Linked DNA regions of Homo sapiens: regions 1 and 3 are each linked to region 2. The links are chromatin loops, found by intact Hi-C in ENCODE. Cell type or tissue: PC-9. All regions are shown on one strand. Each heading gives the region's core, and the rest is flanking DNA. Links, peaks and the distances in the headings are about the cores only.

Region 1 (7,339 bases), core at 939-5,938, 420 kb after region 2:
GGAAAGGCTCGAGCTTGTGTGGGCAGCAGGGGTGGCAGAGGGCAGCAGACGCAGAAGGCTCAGAGGGGATAACAGTCAGGGCACTGGCTGGAGAGGATATCAGGGGCTGCAAATCCTTAATTAGATGGATTGGTTTGGGTAGAACAGCCACCTCTCCTCTCTGAGAGTCCAGGTGTAAATCAGGACATGGGATGCAGGGTTGGAGGTAGGAGGAAGGAGGGGCATTTGAGCTGGGTCTGGACACCTGCCCAGAATAGAATTAGGCAGAGCCCCTTCCCCTAGTCACAGAGATAAGCATCTTTGGGTTAAGACAATGTTTATCAAATGTTTATTGTTTCCTAGAAGGCTTCCTGAATTTGACTCCTAGCTCAGCTACTGTGTGACCTCTGACAAGCTACTTAATCTCTTTGTACCTCAGTTTCCTCACTTGTAAAATAGGGATCTTGAGATCATGATGCTACCTGCCTGTCCAGATGGTTGTGAGAGTGAGATGACACAATCTAAGGAGAGAGCCTGGCCTGGGTCAGTGACGGCAGGCTGTTAATTTTTTTTCTTTTTTCTTTTCTTTTCTCTTCTTTTCCTTTCTGTTCTTTTTTTCTTGAGATGAAGTCTCGTTCTGTTGCCCAGGCTGGAGTGCAGTGGCGTGATCTCGGCTCACTGCTACCTCCACCTCCCGGGTTCAAGCAGTTCTCCTGTCTCAGCCTCCTGAGTAGCTGGGACTACAGGTGTGAGCCACCACACCTGGCAAATTTTTGTACTTTTAGTAGAGATGGGGTTTCACCATGTTGGTCAGGCTGGTCTCGAACTCCTGACCTCAGGTGATCCACCTTCCTCGGCCTCCCAAAGTGCTGGGATTACAGGCGTGAGCCACCACACCCAGCCTGGCTGTTATTATCATGTTATTAACTAGTATCATGAGCGGCTCAGTTTGAGAACCAGTGGGTTAAGACGATGATTCCTACAGAGACCCATACTAAAGTGCAGTCATTTTGACTCATATTTATAGAACTCCTACTATCAACCAGGCACCAGGATATGATGGCTGCCAAGGAGACGTGGTCCTCCCTCAAAGATTTGCACCAGCAGGTAGTAGAGGCTTGCTCTGGCCAGTCATTTAATCCCCACTACAAAACCCCAGGACCAGGGATCTATTCATGCTCCCATTCCACATGGGAGGAAACAGGGACAGAGAGGTGTAGTCAGCTGCCCAAGGTCACACAGCAAGGAAGTGGTGGAGCTGGGATTTGAACCCCAGGGGTCTGTCTGGCTCTAGAGCCTGCAGTGGTGTGCCCCGACAGTAACTACAAGTGGTGGTGACTGCCACTGGTGTCCAGAGTGTGCAGGACATGGAGGGCAAATGATGTTTGAGCTGAGAAAGGCATACAGGAGTTAACTAGATGAGTGAGGGCAGCAGGGCTAAGGCCCTGAGGCAGAACGGGCAAGTCGAATGTGAGGATGCAGAGAGCCAGCTGCTGGGCAGATGAAAACTGCCAGGGAGGAGGCACTGCCCACTCACCAGTCCTGACAGCTCCGTGGGAAAGGTGGACTTTCCCCCAAGCACAGTGGGAAGCCTTTGGGGGACTTTCAGTGGAAATGCGGTGATATTTAGAAGTATCACTTTTTACAGCTGAACGGGACTCAGCCACACAAAAGACCGAGCGCACTTTGAGTACAGACATGGGGCCACTCCAAAGTACATTAGATGGAAGAGCGGGTGCTGGCTTCTATTTGCAGAGGGAAGAAGGAGAGAAAGAATGAGAATGTGTATGTGGCCAGGCACGGTGGCTCACGCCTGTAATCCCACCACTTTGGGAGGCCGAGGCTGGCGGATCACCTGAAGTCAGGAGATCGAGACCATTCTGGCTAACACGGTGAAACCCCGTTTCTACTAAAAATACAAAAGATTAGCCACGCGTGGTGACGGGCGCCTGTAGTCCCAGCTACTCGGCAGGCTGAGGCAGGGGAATGGCTTGAACCCTGGAGACGGAGATTGCAGCAAGCCGAAATTGCGCCATTGCACTCCAGCCTGGGAAACAGCAAGACTCTGTCCCAAGGAAAAAAAAAAAAAAGAATGTGTATGTGCTTTTGTGCTGGGATATATGTAAAATCTCTCCGAAAGGGTACATAAGCAACTGTCAGGGGCGGGACGGAGGGGACGTTCTCTGTAGATTTTCTCTTTTAAATGTTGAATCTTGGGGTGAGATTACCTATCCGAAATTAAGATTTGTAAAGGACGATGCTGGCCGCTGGGTGGAAAATGGAACCCAGGATGTCTACGGCGTATTCCAAGGTATGATGCGAGAATGAAACTGGGCTATTAAGTTTCCAAGTGCATGAGGTGAGGAATCAACTAAGATGGGCCCTGAGTGTGGTGGGTGCAGCTGCCGGGGGAGGGCTGTTCTGGGAAGGGCACTGTGTCGCGCAGCTGCAGGGTGTTATATGGAGTGGGGGCCGGGGAAGGGAAAAAAGGGTAGAGTGTCAGGGACCCACTCAACTTTGCCTCTAGCAGAATTTGACATAGCTTCAGCCTGGGGCACCCAGAATTCCTTGGCCCTCCTTGAACACAACCACCCAGGCTTTATGCGTGGAGTGTGGAAAGGGGGCAGTGAGGGAAGGCGGCAGGTGCGAGAAGAACTCTCCAGCAGGACTCAGGAGCCCTTGGCTCTGGGATGTAAATCAAAGCACCGCGCCTCAAAGAGAGGCGCCCAGGTGATGTCTCAGCCTCTCATTCTCAGTTGGCGAGCAAACGGACAGAGATGCACTAATGTGGAACGTTCTGGAAAAGCGGCTCTTGGCTTCTGCAGATGGAGTATCTCGGGCTGTTAAAGGGGGCCTCCGGGTGGCTCTGGAGGGATGATTTGCTCAACTTTAAATAAAGGCGGCAGCAAATAAGTCAAAAGGCGGCAGCCCTTCTGCCCTCCTGCAGCAGACAATTTCCCGGCTGCTGCTGCCCCCTGCTGACAGAATCAGGACATCGCGGCCTCCGTGCCCCGCCGAGGCCACAGCTCAGGCCTCCACTTTGCATTCCGGGCGCACAGAAGGTGAGTCAGTTCCATTTCCTCTGCCCTTTATTGAGATGGCCACCGCCAAGTACTGCATCAGCGGAGACATAAACAACCGGGCCCACGTGAACAGTGGAAAAAAGAACAGCAAAGGTCATTACCGAGAGAAGGCAGTGCACCAGATGTGACAGTGCGTTATAGGAAATTGTAAAACAGAACTGTACCACCGCATTATAAATCCTCCTCCAGGGACTCATGGCCACCCCAGTGGCTGTTCATCAGAACTGGTGCTCACTGAGTCTTACCACGTGTCAGGCGTGCTGGGGACCCCTTGCATGTGGCCACTCTTCTGAGCCTCAAAGCGCCTACTGGAGCAGGTGGGAGGAGACTGAGACACAGAGGAGAGGTGGCAAGACAAAGATTCAAGCCCAGGAAGCCCGAGGCCCAAGGCCTTGTAGATTGCAAGTGCAAAATCAATATCCTTTATTCAGTGGGTTCATACATCTAAATCAGTGCTTCTCATCCGTGGAAGATTTTGCCCCCCAGGGGACATTTGGCAATGTCCAGGGACATTTTTGGTGGTCTCAGCAAGGGAGCTTGCTCTGGCATCTAGTGGGCAGAGGACAGAGATGCTGTCTATATTGCTCAGGACAGCCCCCATAACTAAGAACCCTTCACCCCCAAATGTCAATAGTGCCGAGGTAGGGAAACCCTGATCTAAATACATAAAATTTCTACAAATCTATTAGCACTCTCTTTTTGGCATTGCCTCTGACATGAGGGCATTTGAGCAAATCTGCTTTAATGTATGAAAGATATTCTTCTTGAGAATTCATGCAGAATCACTCTCAATTATTTAATTTCCCCTAAAATCTCCTATTTACCCAATTGTTGGATTCCATCCAACAATTCTGCTACTACACCCTATAAGTGAAGGGGCTGTGATGGGGCCCAGGCAGAAGGAGAACCCCCTGGCTGTCAAGACACAGTGGCAAAGGGGCTTGGGCCCTGCATTGGGGATGATCAGCCCTGGCGCTGTGCGTGGAATGTTGCTGCTGTCCCTGGCAGGGAGCCGTGGCTCATCCGCATGCTGCTCTTCAGGGATGTCGGGACGTGTTCAACCCCAGGATGATTGAACAATTTCTGGGAACAACTTGTCAGCAGCTGCCCCTCCACTCCCCTCTTATCCAAAGCCCCAGTAATCAGCCCCAACAGTCTAGTCCCTGGCTTTGGGAAGCAGCACTGTTAATACTTCCTCTTCCACAGAGCATATGGGTGTAGCTAGGGGTGCAGGCTAGGGGTGGGAGAGGACCCAGGATGAGGTTACCCCATCTGAATGGTCATTGCACATCTCTCAGTAGTAAGCCCATTGCTTGCCCAAAAACTGATATTCAAGAGTTGGTGCTTGTTGAATGAATGAATACACAACCGGAAGGGTAAACCCTATGAGAGTCATTCATTCATTCAGAAGTATTTACGGGGTGCCTCACCATGCAGGGGACTGTCCTAGATACTGGGTGAACAAAAGAGACCAAGTGTCAGTTCTCATGAAGCTTACCTTCTAGTGGAGGGCGACAGATACCATATAAATAAACTAATAAATATGGAATATAGGTGGCCCTCTGCATCCACGGGTTCCACATCTCTGGATTCAACTAACTGCACATTGCAAAAATAAAAAAATAACAATACAACAATAAAAATAATACAGATAAAATACAGTATACCAATATTTCTATAGCATTTCCATTGTATTAGTTATTGAAAGTAATCTAGAGGTGACTTAAAGTATACAGGAGGACGTGTGTAGGTTTTGTGCAAATATTACAACATTTTATATAGGGGACTTGAGTAGCCCTGGATTTTGATATCCATGGTTACCAATCCCCCACGGATACAGAGGGACAGACTGTGTAATCTCTGGTAGTAGTGAACGCTATGAAGAAAGTAAAGTAAGTCAAGGATATTGAGACTGACAGATTGGGGGCGATGCTTAAATTGTGTGTTTGGGAGGGCTCCCCGAAGGCATGACGTTTGAGCTGAGATCTGAAGATCATGAAGGAGAGTCATACAGCCTCATTGGGAACAGTGCGTACAAAGGCCCTGCGGTGGGAACGTTCCCGAGGAGCTTGAAAAACAGTAAAATGACCCAATAGAGTAGATAAAGGTGGGTCCTGGCATTAGCTAAGAAAAGCAGTTCTCAACATGAGCTTGTGTCGGAGTCACCAGGAGGCCTTATGGAAGCAGATTGTGGGCTCCACCTCCAGTGTTCAGCTGGTCAGGGGTGGGGCCTGGGAAAATGCATTTCTTACTAATCCCCAGGTGATGCTGGTGTGCCAGTCCAGGGATCAGAGCATAGGGTATTTGTTCTTTCTGCACCACATCCTCCCCTATTCAACATTGACTACATGCAATCATAGATCATTACTGCTTGATCATCTGCCGCTCCACTGGGCTAGATGGTTCTGTCCACCTCTACGTCCTAGTGCTTAGCAAGCACTCAACAGAATATTTGTTGAATTAATTCCTCAAACAAGGGTTCTACTCTGGGTCTTGCCATTCCACCGTGTGTTCCATCTGCTGCCCTCCCAGAGCTCTGAGCCTTTGCATGTGCTGACCCATCCACCCAGCATTTGCCTTCCCCTGTGTCCACCTCGCAAATTCCTACAAGGCTCTCCTTTCAGAATATCCTTCCCGACTCCCTCTCCATCCACCCAGGGTTAGGAATGCTCCTCGAGGTGTACATAGGGAGTCCCATATCCACCTGTGGCACAGTGACTTGTCCACATGTTGGTCTTCCTTTCTTTACCAAAGATCGTAGATGAGCAGCCCCCAGGTTGAACCGGTCAACAGAGGTTTCTACTGCAGCTACAGTGTTTTAAATTTAAGTTCATTGCCAACACTAACAGGTCAGGGGATTTCACACAAAAATCCAGATTCCTGGCTCCTCTAGAAAAGTGTGCAACCCTGGGCCCGTATTCCCACATTGCCGTGATATCTCACCCAGAGGTAAAGCCTGGGGCTCTGTCATCCCCACCCTTCAGTGGATCCAGCAACCAACACCATGCCTGGCTGATGGTAGGCACTCAAGAAAAGCTAATTAATGAAAATGGAGAGACTATGCTGGATAATGGGGGAAAACAAAGAAACAAACATTGGTCCCCAGAGTCAAGAGATCTGAGGCTGGTTCTGGATCTGGCTGACTTGTTGCATGACCTTGGCCTCTCTGTGGCTCTTTCCTTTCTTCAAATGAATGAGAGTTTCCACTTCCCAGGGTCATGGTTTCATACAGGAGAGAGGATGTGAAGTGCTTAGCAGATGCCTCACATCTAATGCTCAATCAACGCAAGTTATTACGGCAAGGAACTCAATAAGTATTTGCTCTTTAGGAAGGGTGAGAAGGAGTTCAAATCCATCTCTGCTACTCACTAGCTAGGTGACCTTCGGTGTTTCACTTAATCTCATTTGGGCCCTAGTTTCCCCATCTATCAAATGGGGATGATACATGGTTATTGTGAATATCAAATGTAAATGTGAAATTAAACTAATTAATCCCTAAAATCACTTAGAACAAGGCCAGCCTTAAGTCTGTGGTCAACATAGGCCAGCTGTGACTATTAGAGCTGCTCAGAAATGGGATAACTCGAATTGCTCAGGAGCCCCCATGGCTCCAAAATTCTCTGACCACCTTAAACCTAGTGACTCTCATTCAGCTTACCTTCAGTCACAGAAATGTATAGAAGGCCCTTGGGTCCATGAGGTGAAGGGGGACAGAATTCACCATACAAGTGTTTACCATCTCTCTAGAAAGTTCTACAATGCTCTTATGATAATGCTGACTAAAATCACACAGAGTAGCAGCAACAAAAGGGAGACAGTGGGTGGGGAACAGAGAACAGCCCTGGGAGGGAGGTGTGATTATTACCTGCAAGAGTTAAAGAAAGAGGCAAGAAACATGAAAAGTGGCTCAACAGTTAAATACAGGTTTATTTTGGAGCATAAACCTGAGAGGGGCTTCTGGCCAATTTCAGTCAGGAGTGCTCTCTCTTACAGACTAAGAGTATTTAAGGGTTTAGGGCAAGAGAGCTTACCACAGGCTTGGAATGTTTCTGTGTGGAGGAGAAGTTTACTGTGGGGTTGGAATGTCTCCGGTCTGAGGGTGGGTTATGTTGGGGCTGACATCTCTCTGACCAGAGGGGAGGTTATCTTGGGGCTGCATGTCTCTGGTCGGGGGGTGGGTTTATCTTAGGGTTGGAATGTTTCTGATTGGAGATGTCACTTGTGGTTTATGGTCATTCTGACATTAGCCATTAGGCTGATGCCCTTTGGGTTGAATT
Region 2 (7,339 bases), core at 1,593-6,592:
CCAAGGCCTCAGGGTACTCCCTGTCTCTGGCAGGCCCTGCTGAGCATCTCAGCAAGTCCACTGGAGGGCTGAGGGAGAAATGTCTCCCTGAAAGTCATGGGGCCAAAGTCAGCAGGCCTGGGCCCTATGTCTCCCGCAGCAAACCTACTGTGTGGCCTTGGGCCATTTATTTCACCTCTGGATGTGGTTCACTTAGCTAACAAAGGCTTTTCTGAGCACCAGCTGTATGCAAGGTCCTGACATGCGGCTGGGGGCCAGTGCAGGCAAATGGACAGGGGTCCCGCACTCTCAGCACTCACAGGCAACCACACAAGGAAGTGTAGCCCTATTTTGGGGGCTCAGTGGGGAGGGAGAAGTGCAGTGTGCTCTGGGAGAGCACTAGGAGGGTTGGGGGCTGGTGGGAGCTGCATCTAGAGTGGAAGTTTCAGCCTAAGTGTGCCAGGCAGAGGTATCTGCACGTGCTAAGGCCCTGAGCTGGAGGAAGGCAGTGAGTGAAAGGAAGAAAGGTAGCAAAGAGGCCCCTTTTTAGGGACAGAGAATGTGTCACACAGGGCTTCCTAGGGCATCCATTCCTGTTAAGGCTGAATTCTGTCCCCCTCTAAATTTCTATGTTGAAGTCCTAACCTCCAGAGCCTCAGAATGTGACCTGATATTTGGAAATGGGGTCATCACAGTTGTAGGTAGTGAAGAGGTCATACTGGAGCAGGGATGGCCCCTAATCCAATACGACTGGTGTCCCTAAGAAGCGGGGAGGCCAGGCACGGTGGCTCATGCCTGTAATCGCAGCACTTTGGGAGGCTGAGGCGGGTGGATCACCTGAGGTCAGGAGTTTGAGGCCACCCTGGTCAACATGGTGAAACCCCATCTTTACTAAAAATACAAAAATTAGTCAGGCATAGTGGCATGCGCCTCTAATCCCAGCTGCTAGCTAGGGAGGTTGAGGCAGGAGAATCACCTGAATCTGGGAGGCAGAGGTTGCAGTGAGCTGAGATCACGCCACCGCACTCCAGTCTGGGCAACAGAGCAAAACTCCATCTCAAAAAAAAAAAAAAAAAAAAAAAAAGTGGAGATTCAGACACAGACAGGCACCCAGGAGGGAGACGCCATGTGAACATGAAGGTAAAGATCAAACAAGGCATCCGCAAGCCAAGGAACGCCAACGATTACCAGCGCAGCAGAAGCTAGGAGCAGGCCTGAAACAGCTCTTCCTTCCCTTGCAGCCCTCAGAAGGAACTAGCCCTGCTGAGGCCAAGCCTGGACTTCTACCCCCAGAACTGTGAGACAATCAGTTTCTGTTGTTTAAGTCTTCCCAGTATGTGGTGCTTTGTTAAAGCAGGCCTAGCAAACTCAAAATTCCTACTTGCAAAATGGAGATAATGGCCCCTTCTCTCCTGGGTCTCCCAGAGGACCTGTTGGGTTAACCCATTCATTCCTTCAAACTCTCCAACAAGGTCCAGAGCTTGGTGGCCAAGGGCTGTTTTGGGTCTGAGCCAGATCCAAAACACAGTTCCTAGTCCAGGGCCCATAGTTTAAAAACAAAACTATGAAAATGGGGGCTGAGTGGACGGGAGTGATGCTGGGCGTGGGGAGAGCTCTGAGGCCACTGGTGTCCCTGGTGGCCATGGCAGACAACACCCTCTGGGAAGACCCAACAGGCAGAGGGCAGCCCAGGCCCCATGGGGACCTTGGTTCCTCCCCAGAATCCCAGCAGGCCTCCAGCAAACCTCACAGCAGCGTGCACCACACTGAGGGGTGAATGACGGGCACACATGAGTGCACACCTGTGTGTGGAGGGTGAGACAAACCTTCATTTTCTCATAGGCTCAAAAAAAGTGCCTGGGCCGGCTGGGCGCGGTGACTCACGCCTGTAATCCCAGCACTTTGGGAGGCCGAGGCGGGCGGATCACGAGGTCAGGAGATCGAGACCATCCTGGCTAACATGGTGAAACCTCGTCTCTACTAAAAATACAAAAAAATTAGCTGGGCTTGATGGTGGCACGTGCCTGTAGTCCCAGCTACTCGGGAGGCTGAGGCAGGAGAATCGCTTGAACCCAGGAGGCGGAGGTTGCAGTCATCGGAGAACATACCACTGCACTCTAGTCTGGGTGACAGAGCGAGACTCCATCTTAAAAAAAAAAAAAAAAAAAGGTGCCTGGGCCACACTCAGGGTCCCCTGGGGTCCCAGACACCTCAGGTTCTGGCTCACACTCTCCTGGAACCCACATCCTCTGTCACCATCTTACAGGTGGAGAAACTGAGGCCTACGGTGGGGTGGGGTGTATCGGATCCTAGCAGGGGAAGAGCTGGGATGTGGCCTCTCCACCCTCCTGTCCGCTTTAAAGGCCAGCAAATGTGTCAATATTTGCTCAGGGGAACTGCTGGCTCAACAGGCCCCAGAGCCTGCCTGGTGTCTCCCTCTGTAAGATCAGGGGTTGCCTCTGAGCTCCAGCCAGGACCCTGCGCCTGCTCTTCAGAAGGGAGGGGCTCTCCCTGTTGGGCCTTATCAAACGGCAGCTGCCAGAGGGAGAACGGAACAAACGCACGATGCCCATTACGTGGTCGGCAGTGAAAGGTGAGCTCCTGGCCACGCAATCGGGTTTGAACCCCAGCGCCACTGCCTCTTAGCGCTGAGTGCCTTTGAGCCAGCCTCAGAACCTCTCGTAGACTCAGTTTCCTCATCCGAAAAAATGGGCTCCCACGCCCATCTCAAAAGCCTGTCGCAGGGCTGCGGGGACGGCTGGAGCGTGGCTCTGTGCTCCCCAGGCCCGGCAGGGGGCGCCGCGGGTCCTCAGGCCTCGCCCAGTAGCCGCGTGGTATCCGACCCGCAGCTCCGCTCGGCTGGACTCGTCTCTATTCGGCGACCCTTGGCTCCACTCGGCCAGGCTCGGCTCTACTCGGCTGTATTCGGCAGCACTCGGCCAGACTCGGCCTTGTTCCGATCTGCTCGGCTTCGCCCTACGCCGGAAGTGCAAAGGCAGTTTCCCGGCGCGGCTGTGGCTCCGCCCTCCGGGCGCGAGGCCCGGGTGGGCCAGAGAGGCAGGTCCTCGTCCCTCGGGCCCGTGGCGCTGTCGTGGATGTAGGGGTTCCGCTTGCCTGGGCCCTGGGCTATGCAGAGGGAGACACGAACCAGGGTTTGAGGGGGAAGCGGGTGGAGAGGGAGGGGCTCCCCGAGCCTGGCGTGGGGGCGTCTTTCGCCTTCGTTTTGCAGGGAGAAAGGGAGAGGTTGGCGCCAGCCGCACGCCCCAGCAGGCAGGCTCTGCCACTGTTCTGTCGTGTCGGGGGAGGAAGTTGCTGCCCCTCAGTGTCCCTGAGTCTCGGTTTCCCCTCCAACAATCAGCAGGTTTCCCGCCGGGGCAGAGGGCCTGGCGCGGAGCTGGCGCTCTCCAGACTCAGTTTCCCCTTTTGTAAAACATGACAGCCCGCCCAACTCCGCTGAACACCTTTGGGATCCGACGTCCTGAAAGCCCAGGACGGGGAACCTGGTTCCGGAGAGCGAAACTTTCCCCGGCCCCTGGGCGGTTCAACGTGGGGGAGTCGGTAGAACCAGGCCCGGGGCTCTCCTCGTGGGAGGAAGCCGGTTTGTGTGTGGGGGGTGGGGGTTGCTGCGGGGACTGCGGGGGTTTGGAGGAAGAAGCGAGTGCATGGGCGCCCTGGCCTGCCCCAAAGTTCCCTGAGGGGACGGGCTGGTGGGACGGGCGGGGGCCGGGGACCGGGGAGCGGGGAGCGTCCCGGGTTCCCGGGCGCGGGGGCTCTGCCCAGCAGGAGGCGCTCGCGTCTTCCTTTGTTGAAATTGATCTCTGCGCTTGAACAGTTAGATCTGTGACTTGCCACTCAGAGCCTACATAGCGGACGCCAGGAATCATGTTTACTGTCCTGTCTCCCTTTTTGACAGGCACACATTTTATTTTTTAAATACATGAAGCGCGCCGTGCTTTGTAAGCGCTGACTGAATGTGCCTATTTTCACACCCTCTCCTGACCCTGGGCTGGAACGTGGGCGAGTGCAGGATGGTGGCCAGGGGCTTGGCTCTTGGTCAGTATGTGCCTCATCTATCTCGTCTGTAAAATGGACAGACGAGGTAACACGTGTGCCTACGTCAGAGCATTGTTGGAAGGATTAGAGGAGTCAAGATATGGAAGGCCCACAGAATGGTTGGGGAGAAAAGCCAGCTTCTGGAGGCAGGGGAAAGGGTGGGGAGTGGCTGGGGAAGCAGGGCCTGTACCCTGGGTTTCTGCATTGGGGTTACTCCTTTGCTGCTGGGAGTGATAGCAGGGTGATGAGAGCCACCCTGGGCCTGCGCTCCTCCTGGTCATGCTGTTGTCCTGGGTCCCAGGGTGCCTGGGAAAGGGCACACAGCTTTACTGATGGGTGGCCAGTGGGGAGTGCCCCCATCGGGCATTCCACCAGTCGGCCCCGATGGTCCTGGCCTCCTCATGTTTATCTGGCCCAGGGACACCAAGGCTCAGAGAGGTAAACTTGCCCGAGGTCACACAGCTAGGAGGGGGAGCTGAGTCATCACCCAGGTTTGTCTGCCCCAGGGCTGGAGCTCTGTTTTCAGGCCACCTGACCAGCTGAGGAGATCGTCAGAAAGGCTGGGACACCAACGGATGACGCACAAATGGAGGAATTTTCAGGCACGGTCAAAGCTAATGGGAGGGAAAATACTGAAGTGTAATATTCCAGAGTTCTCTCTTGTCTGCTCTGACTCCTGCCAGCTGCCCTGCACCTAGAGGGACAGGAGGCTCTTCTCCGGGGCATTGCATGGCCGGGAGCCAAATGAGCTGGCACCAGAACCTGGTGAGTTGCCTGGCTTTTCAGACCTCAGCCTCCTCACCTGTGAAGTGGGTTGAACAGCTCTTCTCTGCAGAGGAGCTGTTGAGGGCGGTATGGAACACTGCCAGGCACACAGTTGGCCCTTGACAAAACCATTGCTGTGTCCCCAGCCTGTTTCTCCCCAAGTCCCATTGATGGTTCTCTCTATCCCTGTTTCCTCAGAAGGTCAGGTTTTCTAAGCCCGAAGGCTTGGAGCCAGGCAGGAGCTGTCTCCCTCTCCAGTGCTGCCGACTCAACCCTTTTCCCTTAGAAGCAGGGAGGGAGGCTCCCCTTGGCTCCCTCCCTCTGCAGCCCTGGCTCTGCGCCCTGGGAATGCTGCCTGGGGCAGGGCCACGTAGAGAGCAGGGCCAGTGCAGGCCTTTGGGTGTTCCCAGTGGCCAAAGTCCTTTAGTCTGCTTTCCTTTGGGCCCCCTTGCACCCCTGAATGGATGACCTGGGGGATTCCAAGTCGGTTTGGGAGGGGTGACAGCACAAGGCTGGAGGTTGGGAGAGTCTGGCTGTCATCCCAGCTTGGATTGTAGTCTGCCATGTGACCTTTGGGCCAAAGATAAATCCTCCCTGGGCCACAGTGTCCCTGCTGGTCAGATGAAAGAATCAGATGAGATCATTTCTGAGGATCTTTCCAGGCTTCATATTCTTCTGTTTGATTATCCCCCCAAATAAATTGGAAATTGGAGGCCCAAGGATGAGCCCTGGTTGAGGACGCAGAGCCCAGGGGCCGTCCCATCCTCCACACTTGGCCCAGCTGTGAGTGGGGGAATGGGATTTAGCACCTGAAGCCCCAGATTTAAATATATCCCCACTCCCCGCCGGGGTCCCCGCACTCCTGCACCTCCCTCCTCCCAGGACGGCCCTGACCTGCAGGCATTGTTCCCCGCCCATGCCCAAGCCCCGAGGGAATTCCATCGGGTTGGAGAGTCTTCCCTTCTGTAGGGGGCTTTGCTCCTCTCTACCAGTTATGTGACCTTGGGCAAGTCACTTCAGCTGCCTGACCCCAGCTCCCTAGGACTAGTTGAAGTAATGGATATAAACACCCTTTGGGGACCAAAAGCCCCTAGAGAGATGAGACCTGGCCCAGGCAGTAAGTCTTCAACAAATGTAGAATAGGAGGATGCTGTAAACAAGCCAGCCAAAACCCACCAAATCCCTTGGTGGAGGATAAGGGACATTTGAGACAGTCTTTATACAGGAGTCTCGGGCCCCAGGAAGCCAGGGCAGAGAGTCTTTGCCAAACTTCCCCCTGCCTAACAAGAAGGAAACTGAGGCAGGACCCTGCCAGACCCAGAGGCAAACAGGCTGCCCTCCTGTGAACTTGTTGGGGGTCATTTCCACAAGGGAATAGTTCTAGAAGACCAGGGTGAGTCAGTAACAATGGCAGAATTCCAGTCAGAGGAAGAAGACTTTGGTGTAGCTGGGGCTGGAGCATAGAGGAGCGACTTGGCTGCCGCCCTGGCCCTGTGTCAGAGGTGTTAGAACCAGAGCCACTCCATCTTGAGTAGGAGCTGGGTAAAATAGGGCTGAGACCTGCTGGGCTGCATTCCCAGGAGGTTAGGCATTTTTAGTCACAGGATGAGATGGGAGTCGGCAGGACTGGTATCATAAGATACAGGTCATAAATACCCTGCTGATAAACAGGATGCGCTAAACAAGCCGGCCAAAACACACCAAATCCAAGATGGTGATGAAAGTGATCTCTGGTCATCCTCACTGCTCATTATACACTAATTATAATGCATTAGCATGCTAAAAGACACTCCCACCAGCACCATGACAATTTACAAATGCCATGGCAATGTCCAGAAATTACCTTATACGGTCTAAAAGCGGGAGGAACTCTCAGTTCTGGGGAAATCTCCCCTTTCTTGGAAAACTGATTAATAATCCACCCTTTGTTTAGCATATAATCAAGAAATAACCATAAAAACAGCCAACCAGCAGCGCTCAGGGGTGGTCTGTCTATGGAGTAGCCATTCTTTTGTTTCTTTACTTCTCTGTAAACTTGCTTTGACTTCACTCTGTGGACTCACCTCAAATTCTTTCTTGTGCGAGTCCAGGAACCCTCTCTTTGGGTCTGGATTGGGACCCCTTTCCAGTACCATTTTTTCTAGTGAACCACGAAGGGACGATACCAGAAAACACCCTCAACCCAAAGGAAATAGACTACAGCCCCAATTGGCTGACTTTGGGTAAGTGAGGGATATTTTATTCTGGGTAATGTATGGATTTGGGTTAGGTTCCCTCCTCAGAAATAGGGGGTTAAAGGCCCCTCTTAGTGAAGGGCAAAGATGCTTATCAGAAATTGGGTTAGAGGCCCAAATGAAGAAGGTTGGAGTCCTTAGGGAGTTAGAGGTCCCCCTCGGTCATGTCCCTTGGTAAGGAGAAATGGATTAGGCACTATGGGATATTAACCACTATTCTCTTTTCATTAATCTGCCTTGCACTGTTTGCTGACAGCTGTGAGTGACAGGATTAGGCACGTACAGGATCATGGGACATGGGGAGCTTT
Region 3 (7,339 bases), core at 939-5,938, 260 kb before region 2:
TCAGCCTCCTGAGTAGCTGGAACTATAGGGGCATGCCACCACACCCTGGCTAATTTAAATCTACATTTTTTTTTTTTTTTTTTTGTAGAGACAGGGTCTTGCCATTTTGCCCAGGCTCGTCTTGAACTCCTGGGCTCAAGCGATCCTCCTGCCAAAGCAATCCTCCTGTGCTTGGCCTTTAACCACTTTTAAGTGTACAATTCAGTGGCATTGATTTTATTCACAATGTTGTGTGACCATCACCACAACTTTTTTGTAATGTTTAATCATAATGTTTTCAAGGGTCATCCATGTTTGTAGCATATATCAGCACCTCATTCCTTTTTATGGCAGCATACTATTCCATAGAATGGATATGTCTCAGTTTGCTCCTGCATTCATGTCAATGGATATTTGGCTTGCTTCCATCTTTTGGCTATTGCGAATAATGCTGGTATGAACGTGGGTATACAGATATCTGTCTAAGTCCCCACTTTCAAGTTTTTCAGGGCATATAGCCAGAATTGCTAGATCATATGGGAATTCTATGTTTAATTTTTTTGAGGACCTGCTGTACTGTTTTCCATAGGAGAGCATCATGTTATATTCTTACCAGCAATGCACAAGTGTTCTAATTTCTCCACATCATGGCCAACAATTATTTTCTTTTCTTTTTTTTTTTTTTCCTGAGACTGAGTCTCACTCTTTCACCCAGGCTAGAGTGCAGTGCCATGATCTCAGCTCACTGCAACCTCTACCTCCTGTGTTCAAGTGATTCTCCTGCCTCAGCCTCCCGAGTAGCTGGGACTACAGGTGAGTGCCACCGCACCTGGCTAATTTTTGCAATTTTAGTAGAGACAGGGTCTCACTATGTTGGCCAGGCTGGTCTCGAACTCCTGGCCTCAGGTGATCCGCCTGCCTCAGCCTCCCAAAGTGCTGGGATTACAGGCGTGAGCCACCACACTTGCCTGTTTTTCTTTTTTAAAATAGCCATCGTCTTGGGTATGAAGTGGCACCTCATTGTGGTTTTGATTGGCATTCCCCTAATGATTAGGGATGTTGAACATCTTTGCAGGTGTTATTGGCCACCCATTGTATAATTTCTTTGGAGAAATGTCTATTCAACTCTTTTGCCCAGTTTTTATTCAGGTGGTTTTGTTGTTGTTGTTGAGTCCTCATTCTTTTTTTTGACAGCCTCATGGTATTCCACGTAATAGATGTACAGTTTTCTATTGACCAGTCAGTCCTCTATGGATGGGCATTTGGATGGTTTTCCCAATCATGTGCTTTTCAAACAATGCTACAGTGAATTTTCTCATACACGTGTTATTAAGTGCAGATGTGAGTATATTGGAGGATTGGTGGATTAAAGAGAAGGTGCATCTGTGGCCGGGCGCAGTGGCTCACGCCTGTAATCTCAGCACTTTGGGAAGCCGAGGCGGGTGGATCACGAGGTCAGGAGTTCAAGACCAGCCTGACCAACATGGTGAAACCGTGTCCCTATTAAAAATACAAAAAAAATTAGCCAGGCGTGGTGGTGTGCACCTGTAATCCCAGCTATTCAGGAGACTGAGGCAGGAGAATCACTTCAACCCGGGAGGCGGAGGTTGCAGTAAGCCAAGATCGCACCATTGCACTCCAGCCTAGGTGACAGAGTGAGACTCCATCTCCAAAAAAAAAAAAAAAAAAAAAAAGAAGGTGTATTTATCATTTCGGTAGACGCTGTCCAATTGTCCTTGAGAGTGAATGTGTTCCTTTTTATTCCCACCAGTCATGTAAGAGAGCATGGCGCGGCTATAAAACAAACACGTATGTTTTCGGCATCGTGCCAAAGATTTCGTCTTCCCTGGGGAAGCTAATCTGACATTTCCTCATACTGATGAAAACATTGGCCTAACATTGCACTCTGTCAAGGGATTTGCAACTTAATTGCATTTTGTTCATAAAACAATTAATATTGCATAACTTGCCATCAACAGAACTAATTTTGACCCTGCACTATGACAAATCTATTCATGCTTTATGTTTTAAAAATCCGCTCAAAGCTAAAAAAAAAAAGCTACTATTCGAATACCATTAAGCTGATATCAAAACTCAGACTCGATTGCAACGTGTCTCCCAACCTTTCCAAATAGCACAACATTTATTTTTCTCAATTCCTTTCCAGAGGTATATCCATGAAAATTCATGAGTGGGAATTCTTTTATCAAGAGTATCTAACAAGATAAGGGAACAACTCACATATCAAATATTAACTCAGCCTGAACATATGATACTATACGTGGATTTAGAGAAGCAGACAGCAGCTCTTTACCAAGCCCACACCAAACCACATGCTCCTCCAACTGTAATCAAGAAAGTAACTGAAATTGTTTGGGCAAATCAGGGCCTAATTAAAAGAGATAAACAGATGATAACCCCATTAACTCCATTATACGAATATATGTTTATAATGAACCAGTCACAGTTTTCAAGAAGAAGGCGGATGTTCTCAAGGGGTAAAAAGTCTCATAAATGAGGTACTAACTTGTAAATAAACTCAGGACAGCAAATTCTATATGTTCTGTAAGCAGCTAATGTGATATTTATATTAACTATAATAAAGATACATGCCAAGTAAAACATGAGGTGCAGGTGAATAAATGAGACATTCTTAATCAGTATAGATTAAAGCCATAGTAAATACACATTAGCTTTGTACTTAGTGTCAATCTAGAAGCTGGTCTACATAAATATCAGCTAACTTCTCTTTCCTTGCATGAAACCTTCAAGTTCACCTAGTTCAACCTCTCTCCCAGCGGAGGAATCCCAGGTCGCCTAACCACAGTTCGCCTTTCTCCAATGACGGTAGTTTCACTATTTCAAAAGGCAGTGAATCCATGCTGCTTCTGATTCGCTGCCCAAATTGGGAGCCGGTGATTTTCTCCTCCTCTGAGGGTTGTCCAGGGTGCACCATCTTCCTCCCCAGCCCCCTGAGATTCAGAGACACAGAGTCACCCAGAGATAATCTTTAAAGCTCCCCAGGTGATGGCAAGGTACAGCTAAGTGTGGGACCTACTGCCCTATAATGATCATCCATGATCTGCCTTGTCAGCTGTACATGCATTTGTTTATTCTTCATTCATTACTAGCATTTATTGAATACCCACGCTAGGAGCTGAGAGTACATACATGTTATTTACCTAATGTCTTTCTTTACATGGACCCTTTTGTATCTAAAGACATTCGTTTTAAATATTAATGAATCTGATGGATCAGATACAATCAAACTAGATACATAACTCTTAAAGAAGTTCATCGCTATTATCTAAAAATTACCCTGATAGTTTACTAGTGTTATTCACATGACCTTTTAGGAAATAATGAGTTCATTCATTCCTTCATTCACTCATTCCTTTCTTCCTCCCTCCCACATATGCTAAGTCTCTCTGACAGTCCATACGCAATGACAGGCACCCTCCCTTGCCCCCTGCTGGAAAATGCTCAGTGTCTACCTGCCACCCACAGTCACACCCCCTGCTGCTGGAACAGGAATGGAGCTGTTCCCAGCTTCTTTGGGCCTTTATGAAGCACATTCTTAGGGCTCTGTGCTCCTCCCACAGGTGCCCACCCTTTCCTTCACCCAGCCAGGCAGTCCTGGAGGTGTGTGTGGGGAATGCTGCTACCTGGCTGGATCCGGGGTAGGAGTCCCAGTGGACAGTGCAGAACATCACCAGCAGGGGGCACTCATGCATCACCACTGGCTTCTCACCTGGCCCAGGGCAAGGCAGGCCTGGCTGGAAGGTTAAGATGACTGGGGTGCCACTGAGGGGACCAGGCTAGGCTTGGGAGGGGCCCTATGGGATAAAAGGGCACGAAAGTGGGCCCCTTGCACTCAGATTCTAAGAAAATCCTCCCCAGCCAGGGGGAAGAAAAGCACACAGCACGTCTCCTTACCAGATTTAACAAACATGACCATCTGGGGGACAGCAGCCATCAGTTAAATAATCCTGCCATTTGGTGAGGGGCAAGGTTGCCTCTCAGGCACATGCTGGTTCTTTGTAGGGAGAGGAGTGGGACAGAGAGCAGACCTTCAGGCCAATGGGGCTCTCCTGGGGACTGGCCCTCATATCCCCACCTCCAGCCCAGCCAGGAGAAGACCAGTCTGGGTGGCCCGGGCCTTCTGCAACTGTCCTTTACCAGTCCCTTGGGCCTCATGTTCCCCTCCTGCAATCATTCCCACCCTACCTGCTTTTCCTGGGAGCATGAAGGTGGAAGTGTGTTGCCAACAGAGGAAAGCCATCTAAACAAAAACAAGGGAATCTAAAATGGAGCTCGCCTGCCCCCATCCTGCCACCCCCTTCCTACTTCGGAATTTGTGTGCATTTGTAATCTGTGAGTCTGTCTCATTGTGCATTGCTGGAGCTGACGATTAGGTGCAGTGGTGGCTCTCGCCTTGCCCTCTGATGACTTTTCCCTAATTGGTTTAATCTGTATTTTCACGCACTCACTGGAAAATGAGAAGAGCCGCCAGCTTCTCCGAGGAGCTGGGATGAGGCGTGAACCCTACGAGAAGGGTCGCGGGGGTTTGCGGCTCCTGCCATGGGGGCTGGGGAGGTCACAGGAAAATGGCAGACTGTCCTTGTTCTTGGGTACTCACAGTCCCCGGGCGAGGAGGGGCACGAATGGAGGAGGTACAGAAGGCGAAAACGTACTGGGGGCCTGCGTACCTGGGAAAGGAGAGGTGGGGAGAGGAAACCCTGACTGGGGTTGGCTCCCCCCGGGCAGAATGTCTGTCCGTTCAGGGGCAGGAACGGGGGCACCCAGGCAGAGAGATCCCAGGGGCAGAGTGTGAGTATCTCAGTGCCAGCTACTTGTGTTTCTGTGGCTTTCTCTGGGATAGGACAATTCTGTGGACCTCTCTCTGGATTTGTCATGACTTTGGGAAGACAGCTCGGTGGGTGTCTGAGTCTAGTGTGTTGTCTGTGTGTATGAGTGCATGAGTGAGTGTGTATGTGTGTGAGTTGGGTGTGACCACTGGTGGCTGCTAACTCTCTATTGCATTCGGCTTCCAGCCCTGCAGGGTTTCCTTGTTGAACCTCTGGGGATCCTGCCTTGGGACAGAGGTGGCTAATGCAGCAGGGGGCGGGGGTGGGGCTAGCCTAGATAGAGGCTTAAGCCCCTACTGCTGGGGTAAAGCGATTACCAGCGTGTGTGTGTGTGTGTGTGTGTGCGCGCGCGCGCACGCGTATGTGTGTGTGCGCCTTTAGTGGCTGCAGAATCCTCAACCACCCTGAGAGGGTCCAAATACTTGCCCCTGGCCTTCCCTCCCTTTCCTTGCCATGATTCGCAGCCCCCCAGCTGACCTCGATATGTTCATTTACTCTAAGACGCTGTGCTCTGAAATTGCTTCTCCTCCTCGGAGTTCTCTGGCTCTGATAGTGAAATTTCCACTAGTGTCAGAGGGGAGACAGTTTGGGATGTGGGGAGCTTCTTGATGCTGCCTTAGAGACATGTACAAATTGGGACCCTTGACCTTGCGTTTGACAAGTGAATCACTTATAATCACCACTTATTTTTACTTGCATCAACCTCACCAAGACGAAGAGCTTTGGGTTGCTCCTTCTGGCGCCAGGAGCCCCTACGCAGGGTTAATGATGATAAGAGAAGTGAGTGTGACTCAGCAGATGGAATGTTCCAATGCTGGTGAGTAAATTCAGTTTCCTATAACAAACAGACAATAAGGAAATTAGGTTCTCACCGTGAACCTGAGAATGGTGCTGATCCTTAATAGCCCCTCCTGTGTAGCAGGCACCGCTGTAAGCTCTTCCCAGATCAGCCGCCCTCTGTTGCCCATTTCACAGATGAAGAAACTAAGGCACAAAGAAGTGAAGTAATTTGCCCTGAGATTAACCAGTTCACGGAGCAGGGATGTGAGCCCAGGCAGTCTAGGGTCCTTGCCAAGTACCCAGCCACTGTGCCCTGCATTGCAGGGCAGCCCCGCACGTGGTCACAGTGTGGAATTCATGGTGTTTCCTGCAGCAGAGCCGCAAACCTTAGTCTTACCGGAGAGCTTCTTGCCAGCGACTTGATTTCACATGGCAAAGAAAGAGTAGGACAGGTTTAAAAGAGGCTTTTACTATACCCAACTGGTATTCACTTCGTGTGTCTGTTCTCTGTGGTTTGTAAATATTCTCCGGCTTCCCCTTGATCTCTACAGCAGGGCACGCTGTCCATGACAGCACTTTGCTTTCTCAACAGCGCTCGTGTCACCAGCTCGAGCCGCAGCCATCTGCATGGAGCACTGTTGACATTGCAGCCGTGGGGCCCACTCCAGGTCTGGCAGAGGCTGACTCACAGCGTCAGGGGGCTGGGAATGGAATGCTGGTCTTTTGGGCATCACGGACATCACAGAGGGAGGAAGGGAGGCTGGGGGTGCATCTGTAAAACGGGGGTGCAAGGGGCAGGGGTTGTACAGTGGTATCTACCTCACGGGGTTTGGGTATCAGTCAGGGCTTATTTCCCTTTGCTGAGAACAGAGGCTGGAAATATTGATAATAGTGGTTTAAACCATATCCAGACTTCTCACTCTCTCACCTAACACGTCGGGGGTAGGCGTCCTGGGTTGGTGGGGGCCCCAATGGTGTCTTCAGGGACCCAGGCTCCTCTCTTTCAGTCCCACCCGCCTTAGCAGCCAGCTTCCATCCTCAAGGTCACCTCATGATCCAAGATGGCTGCTGGGCCTCCATCATCACGTCTAACTTTCAGCAGGGACTGGGCACACACTGGCCCCAATGTTCCCTTCTGTCCCACCTGACAGCTTACACTTGGCCCTCAGTGGCCACTCCTAGCTGCAAGGGAGGCTGAGAAACGGAACCTTTTGGCCAGGCACATTGCCATCCAAGTGTTTGTTGCTAAGGCAGGTGGGAGACAGGATATGGTAGGGGCCCCCCACAGTCTCTGCCACAGCACGCAGTAGACTCCTGTGCACCGCAAGGTACAACCTGTCTATTTTTCCAAGTGCTGTGACTGTTTCAGCTCAAACAGCCAGATAGGTGAGGGGGAAGGAGTCCCACAGGCGAGCACTGGAAACCCACCCCTTCAGCTGATTGCAAGTTCGGGGTTTTATTTCTCCTTTAGTATCCTGTGGCAGTTCCAGCCTTGGGGAGGGAGGTTCTGCTTTCCTGGGGAGGCAGGTTCTCCAAGACTGCTGGACAGTCATGGAGGGGTCTAAGGAGAGAAGGAGAAGGCTGCCAGGCATGGGGCTCTGTGCCTTGCAGGTATGTTCCGAGAGGAGCTGTGGCGATAGCAGTGGCAGTACAGTCATCTGGCACTGCAGGCATCGCTCTGAGTTGGCAGGTCTGGGTGGTCCACCTGGGAG

Evidence for each region. Hi-C counts contacts between places; a loop is a spot of excess contacts. Peaks named below come from ENCODE experiments on the same cell type or tissue, not always from the same donor. Only the 100,000 strongest peaks of a DNase experiment are listed, where the experiment ranks them.
Region 1: it touches region 2 in a loop (15-fold over the local background); 39 of 110 quality-filtered maps call a loop at or near these places.
Region 3: a loop joins it to region 2, with 2.4 times the contacts of the local background. A loop is called at or near these places in 6 of 110 quality-filtered maps.

What each region holds. Positions count from the first base shown.
Region 1 is chr22:36,777,823-36,785,161 of GRCh38, reverse strand. No RefSeq gene overlaps it. Among named protein-coding and RNA genes, the nearest start is that of IFT27, 5.4 kb to the right of the region's middle. In PC-9, for the core only: CTCF peaks have their summits at 2,752 and 2,952 (motif pointing left); a DNase peak (open chromatin) is centred at 3,031.
Region 2 is chr22:37,195,061-37,202,399 of GRCh38, reverse strand. It overlaps a transcript of C1QTNF6 not described here. Among named protein-coding and RNA genes, the nearest start is that of C1QTNF6, 10 kb to the right of the region's middle. RefSeq lists enhancers at 1,321-1,370, 1,391-1,480, 3,552-4,121, 4,122-4,692 and silencers at 2,670-2,849, 3,640-3,869. In PC-9, for the core only: CTCF peaks have their summits at 2,542, 2,742 (motif pointing right), 3,547, 3,759 (motif pointing right) and 1 weaker place; DNase peaks (open chromatin) are centred at 2,899, 4,589, 5,129, 6,379 and 2 weaker places; H3K4me3 peaks cover 3,405 bases; H3K27ac peaks cover 4,048 bases.
Region 3 is chr22:37,453,867-37,461,205 of GRCh38, reverse strand. No RefSeq gene overlaps it. Among named protein-coding and RNA genes, the nearest start is that of MFNG, 29 kb to the left of the region's middle. In PC-9, for the core only: CTCF peaks have their summits at 3,490 (motif pointing left) and 3,693 (motif pointing right); DNase peaks (open chromatin) are centred at 3,645 and 5,665; H3K4me3 peaks cover 95 bases; H3K27ac peaks cover 910 bases.